2 separate regions of the Homo sapiens genome follow, and region 1 is linked to region 2. A link is an interaction called in ENCODE POLR2A ChIA-PET data of the cell type or tissue named here. Cell type or tissue: MCF 10A. All regions are shown on one strand. Each heading gives the region's core, and the rest is flanking DNA. Links, peaks and the distances in the headings are about the cores only.

Evidence for each region. ChIA-PET counts read pairs that join two places held together with the same protein. Peaks named below come from ENCODE experiments on the same cell type or tissue, not always from the same donor. Only the 100,000 strongest peaks of a DNase experiment are listed, where the experiment ranks them.
Region 1: POLR2A ChIA-PET joins it to region 2 with 5 read pairs; 3 of 35 experiments call an interaction of 5 or more read pairs at or near these places.

Annotation. Positions count from the first base shown.
Region 1 is chr13:33,170,947-33,173,871 of GRCh38, reverse strand. The region is part of intron 1 of STARD13 (StAR related lipid transfer domain containing 13); the gene reads left to right. Among named protein-coding and RNA genes, the nearest start is that of STARD13-AS, 110 kb to the left of the region's middle. In MCF 10A, for the core only: no CTCF peak of the experiment used is centred there; a DNase peak (open chromatin) is centred at 1,301.
Region 2 is chr13:33,221,748-33,224,672 of GRCh38, reverse strand. The region is part of intron 1 of STARD13 (StAR related lipid transfer domain containing 13); the gene reads left to right. Among named protein-coding and RNA genes, the nearest start is that of STARD13-AS, 54 kb to the left of the region's middle. In MCF 10A, for the core only: no CTCF peak of the experiment used is centred there; no DNase peak of the experiment used is centred there.

The sequences.
Region 1 (2,925 bases), core at 275-2,774, 51 kb after region 2:
ATCACTCTATACGGGTCTTCCAGGTTTCCTCTTCCTATTGCTGTATACTTGCTGACAGTCAGATATTTTATTGCACATCAAGGAAAAGATTGCCTCAAATTATGGATAGATAAAGTGGGTGTTTATAAGTTGATCCACTATTTTGAATATTCAGTGATTAATAATCCCAAATTCATTCCAAATAACCTGTATTTTAGTTCCTCTTAGTAACTTAGAAAATCATGGAAAGAAAATGTTATGAATATTAGGAAAAAATTATATTTGGTATACAATTAAGGTCTTTTACATATCAAAATAACTTAACATATAATTTTAAAAGTGCAAAAAGATATATCCTGATGCCATACCATGGGATGTAAATCAAAGTCTGTTACTACTAAAAATCTGACATTCCTTCCTGTATCTGTCACTAAGGTTATAAAGCCCTCCTGGCAGGATTATGGTGGTAGCGTATGGTTCTATGTAATATTAATGATTGCATCATTGGTATCCATATATAGATGGGATGGATACCCTGGCATTGATTTTAACAAAACTGGCTTAATGTATGGCCAAAGAAATACACCTTCAATAAATACGGACTTCACTAGAGAAATTCTGTCTGAAGACAAAGGAGTCATTCTCCTGAAGTAGTAAAGTTACTAATGAAGCTACCTTAGCCATATAAATTATCCTAAGCCAGCAACCACAAGCCCGTTGAAATGTTAACACCTTTGATATACTTTAATAGTGATAATTTCATCCACTGCAGGCATCTTGTGGTGGCTGAGTCATCCTGCTATGCTGGTACCCGTAGTCTTTTAGAAACAGGGTGCCCACCAAATAGGCCAGTTTAAAGGAAAAGACAAAACACTCTACTCAAGCCTACTTTTTCTTAAATCCCATGACGATCACACTCTTTCTTTTCCTTACTTCTCTTAAGTACTTTTAACGAACATTTAAAAAAGAAGACCTATTTAAATTGGAGCCAGTTTGTCCATAGAAATTCAAGGAGATTTGTAGGAACAACATAAATACATGTGCTCGTATGTAATGATTTCATAAACTTTCCACAATAGAACAGATTCTTTCTAGCCAGCTACATGTCTGATAATAATAAATTTTAATTTGGGCCTCATTTGAATTTTTGGTCATTTAGAAAGGATACCCAATACCTTTCAGTGAGCTATTGAAAAAGTATTTGCTATGCTGAGAAAAACGTAAAACAAAATGTACATACTTAAAATGCTTAGCCAAGAGAACACACTGTTCCCAAGCATGCTAGAAGCACGCTAGACACACCAGCTTAAAAATACAATGAGGTTGTAATGTGAGATGAGGCCTGCAAACCTGGGCAGCAAATTTGCTGTGCTCACTATGTTTCCTGACTTGCCTGAGGTCCTACAGAGCCTTGTCCACAGACTGTCTGTAGCTAAGAGACTACATTAAAGAAACAGCTTGTAAATCTCTTTTAACTCCCATAGACTTCCAGCCTTCTCCACCGTCAGTCTACACTGGTGAGGTCCTATTGAACTCTTTTCTCTTGGCTACCTTGATGTTATAATCTTCCTACAGGGAAATGCAATTGGCAGTATTCAAAAATCAAATATTTAAAAAATAAGCATCATTCTCGAAACAAAGTAAATTTCCCATTTTTTTTACAAATAAGATCATTATATAAGAAAATATTCGCAATGTATTCTTAAGTGAAAAAAGCAGTCAACCAAAGATATTAGCATAGTACTGTTTTGACAGATAACATATATAAAGTTAGGTGTTCATAATGGGGCAAGAGTTGACTTTTTTCATTCATTGTGACTTTCTCTATTAGGAAGTTTTCAACACTGGGCATGTATAATTAAGAAACATGATAATATGTTCATGTGAAAACCCACATCGGCCATGGTTTGTTTCCACGGTGCCTTTGTTCTCATGCCCATGGTAGTGGGTGCCTCCCCAGGTGCTAGCAAGAGCTTCCCTCTGCTGGGTCTGTCTGAGGATAGTGGTCACATCATGCTCAAAGCATGTGTAAGGCAACTGAGGCAAAGCCAGTGACTTTGCCTTAAGTGGAATCGCAGATATATGGCTGAATAGCACGGGTAGCACCACACCAACCACTGAACTTACTGAGTAAAACAGTGAAAATGTTTGCTAGACCAGGCTACCAGTGGAAACACTGGATATCTCCCTTTTCAACCAGTTGATTTCAGCCCCCAAATGACTATTGGTCTCCTTAGACTAACAGGGATGGGGTGCTCTTAAGAATCAGGTCACCTTATGTGGGTGGTGGTGATAGGGCTAGGGAGTGTGCTTGGAGGCAAGAGGCGTCAGCCCTACATAAACCATGTAGAAGAGGCTCCTTGCAGAAAGAGGTTCCGTTATCAGAATACGTAGGGAAGGATGTTGGACAGACAAAAATAGATACCTGCCAGAGAGCAAAATGAAATAATTATTACATAGAATAGTTACAAAAATTACATAGAAATCTTTTCATAATACCAAGCTGAATGGATTGGATTTTCACCAGCAAAGCAGCACAGTAACCTCCGTAGAGATTGGTGGGCCCTTCTGTCCAGGTCCACTCTCTGGTTTCACTCCACACTCAGGTTTTCCATGAGACAGCTACAGTGAGCTGAGGCTTTGCCTTGCAGCCCTGGAGCTGCTACAGGGGTGGGTAAGGGTAGCAAATGGAGAACAAATAAAACTGTCAAAATGTGATTTTAATAGCTCTTAATGCTTTTACATAATATTATGCTGGCTAGCAAGAGAACAATAAAAAAGAGTTTTTCACACTTTTCTCCTCAAATGTCATTTAAATCTCATTAGGTAGATCTTTGTGAAATGATGGCACTGGCAATAATGATTCCTTTTTAGTTCTCCAGTCATTTTGGCCAGTGGAAGGGCCTGGGGAAAAGCATTAGTATTTGGCTGATTGGTATTAGTAGG
Region 2 (2,925 bases), core at 276-2,775:
GAGATTATATTTCCTCTTTGATATGAGGCATGGCTATGTGACTAGCTTTGGCTGCTGAAATGTGAGTAGAAGTTACATGAATCACATCCAGGTAGAAGATTTAAAAGCCAGTGTGTGACTGCCATGTTTCCTTCCTGTAACTGTGGTGAGACTGTTGAGATGAAGTCTCCATCACGCTGTGTCCTTGAGGGAGTAATATGGGCTGAGCCTCACTGCCAACCCTTAGTGGCCACAAAGAGTGATAAGTACACTTGTGTTGTATGAAGCTGCTGAGACTTGGGAGCTATTTGTTACTGAAGCATAACTTAGCCTATCCTGACTAATACAGACTTTATTGTAAAGATACAGTACTATTCCCCAAATCTAAGACTAGGAAAGAAAATACAGCTGGGGCTTGTGGCAACTGAAATGAAATCCTGAAAAGATGAGAGCATTATCTCCATCCTATGGCTACCTGGTGTTTCCTACCTTTGTTTCTCCCCTCAAGTTGTGTATTACTCTTAACTAGTCAAGCTGCTTTCTCAGCCTGCACATTATCAAGTGTAACTGCTCTCTTTTCTCCCTACCAGGGATTCAAACTGTTTTGGGTCACCCAATTCAGGTTCCCCAGAGTAGGAATCTATTGGCTCAATCAAGCCTATATTAGGGCCTCTTGGATCAGGTGTCCTCCCCTACTGTAATCAACTGTGGCCATCACTCACCAAACCTGTGATCTAGGGAATTCCTAAAGCTAGGGAGAATAATGGTTAATATTTAGTGATCATTTAATATGTAGTAGGCACTGTTCTAAGTGCTTACATGTGTGAACTTATTTGCTCTGGCAACCACCATATGACATAAATATTATTATTATTATTCTCATTTTATAAATGTACAAACTGAAGCACAAAGAAACTAAGTAAATTGCTCAGGGCATACTTACAAGATAGAGGCAGGATTTGAACACAAGGCAGTGTGGCTCCAGAGCCCACACTTTTAACTACTATACATAGAATTATATATATATATATATTGAGATGGAGTTTTGCTCTTGTTGCCCAGGCTGGACTGCAGTGGCACAATCTCAGCTCACTGCAACCTCCACCTCCCAGGTTCAAGCAATTCTCCTGCCTCAGCCTCCCGAGTAGCTGGGATTACAGGCACCCACCACCTCACCTGGCTAATTTTTGTATGTTTAGTAGAGATGGGGTTTCACTGCATTGGCCAGGCTGGTCTCGAACTCCTGACATCAGGTGATCCACCCACCTCGGCCTCCCAAAGTGCTGGGATTACAGGCATGAGCCACCGTGCCTGGCCATAATTGTATTTTTAAGTGTATTTCGCCTATACAACCAGAAGTGTCTTACATATGAGCTTCTAAAATGTCTCCAGGTTGCTTTCAGTTTTGTTTTATGACAGCAGTGTAAAAACATCATTCTTGAAGGACCAAAGTGGGACTTCTCTATAACCATGTATTGCCTGAGCTGTTGTCCTCAGATAACTCATTAACATCTTTCTCCAGACTCTCAGACCTGCCAGCACAGGCTGGGTAATCTAGGACAAGTTGGATGACTTCCACCAAAGTTGTTCAGCTGACTATCAGATCTTAACTAAATTAACAGGTGGTCTGTTTTCAGAAATGAAATTCTTCAGTGATCCTGAGTAGCAGATGGATTCCTAACCCTTCTTTTCCTTTGAAAGTTATCGTATTTACCAATCACTTAATTTATCAGCACTTCACAGGCCAGTGGTCCAACAAGAAATTAATCCAGTCTTAGGAAAAGTCAGCCTGGGAACAAATAAGAATTACAGCAGTTAGTCACGAGGACATGTTTCTTCTGTTCTCTCTGTGACATTATTTGTTACAAAAAGGAATTTTGAACATTTTGCTGGTTGCTGAACATTTCAAATGGCTGAGAATCTTTAGGGCCTTGCCATTTACACATTATGTGCATAGAACATATAGCTATCTTATTTCTTCTTCATCTCTAACATAGAGGGCTGTGAAGAAAAAGAAAAATGGAAACCCAGGAGAAGTAGACATGATGTGTGTCGTAGGAAAAGGCAACAGAAGGTGCTTTGGGAAATGTTGTCTATCTGCTAATATTATATATTGGATGCTTATGTAGATTGCACAGGTTCTGGAATTCAGAAGGCCCCAGAGCTTGGCTTAATGTTCTGCTGTTGCTGTCTTGAAATTATTAATAATTTGTAAAATTGTAGCAAAATACACATAACATAAAGTTTGCCATCTCCATCACTTTTAAGTGTACAGTGCAGTAGTGTTAAATCTATTCACATTCTTTTGCAATCAATCTCCAGATCTTTTTTCACCTTGCAAAACTGAAACTCTATGCCCATTAAACAACTCTCCAATCTCCATTCCGCAACCTCTGGCACCCACCATCTGACTTTGTTTCAATGAGTTTGACTTCTCTAGGTACCTCATGCAGTGTATCTTCCTGTGACTGGTATTTTTCACTTAGCCTAATGTTCTCAAGCTTCACTCATGTCGCAGCATAGGTCAGAATGCCCCTTTTTTTTTTGAGATGGAGTCTCGCTCTGTTGCCAGGCTGGAGTGCAGTGGTGTGATCTCGGCTCACTGCAACCTCTACCTCCCGGGTTCAAGCAGTTCTCCTGTCTCAGCCTCCTGAGTAGCTAGGACTGCAGGTGTGCACCACCACACCCAGCTAATTTTTATATTTTTAGTTGAGACAGGGTTTCACCATGTTGGCCAGGATGGTCTCGATCTCTTGACCTTGTGATCTGTCTGCCTTGGCTCCCCAAAGTGCTGGGATTACAGGTGGGAGCCACCGCACCCAGCCTAATGCCCTTGCTTTTTAAAGCTGAGTAATATTTCATTGTATGTATATACCACATTTTTTTATCCATTCATCTGATGGGTACTTGGGTTGCTTCTACCTTTTGGGTATTGAGAATAATGCT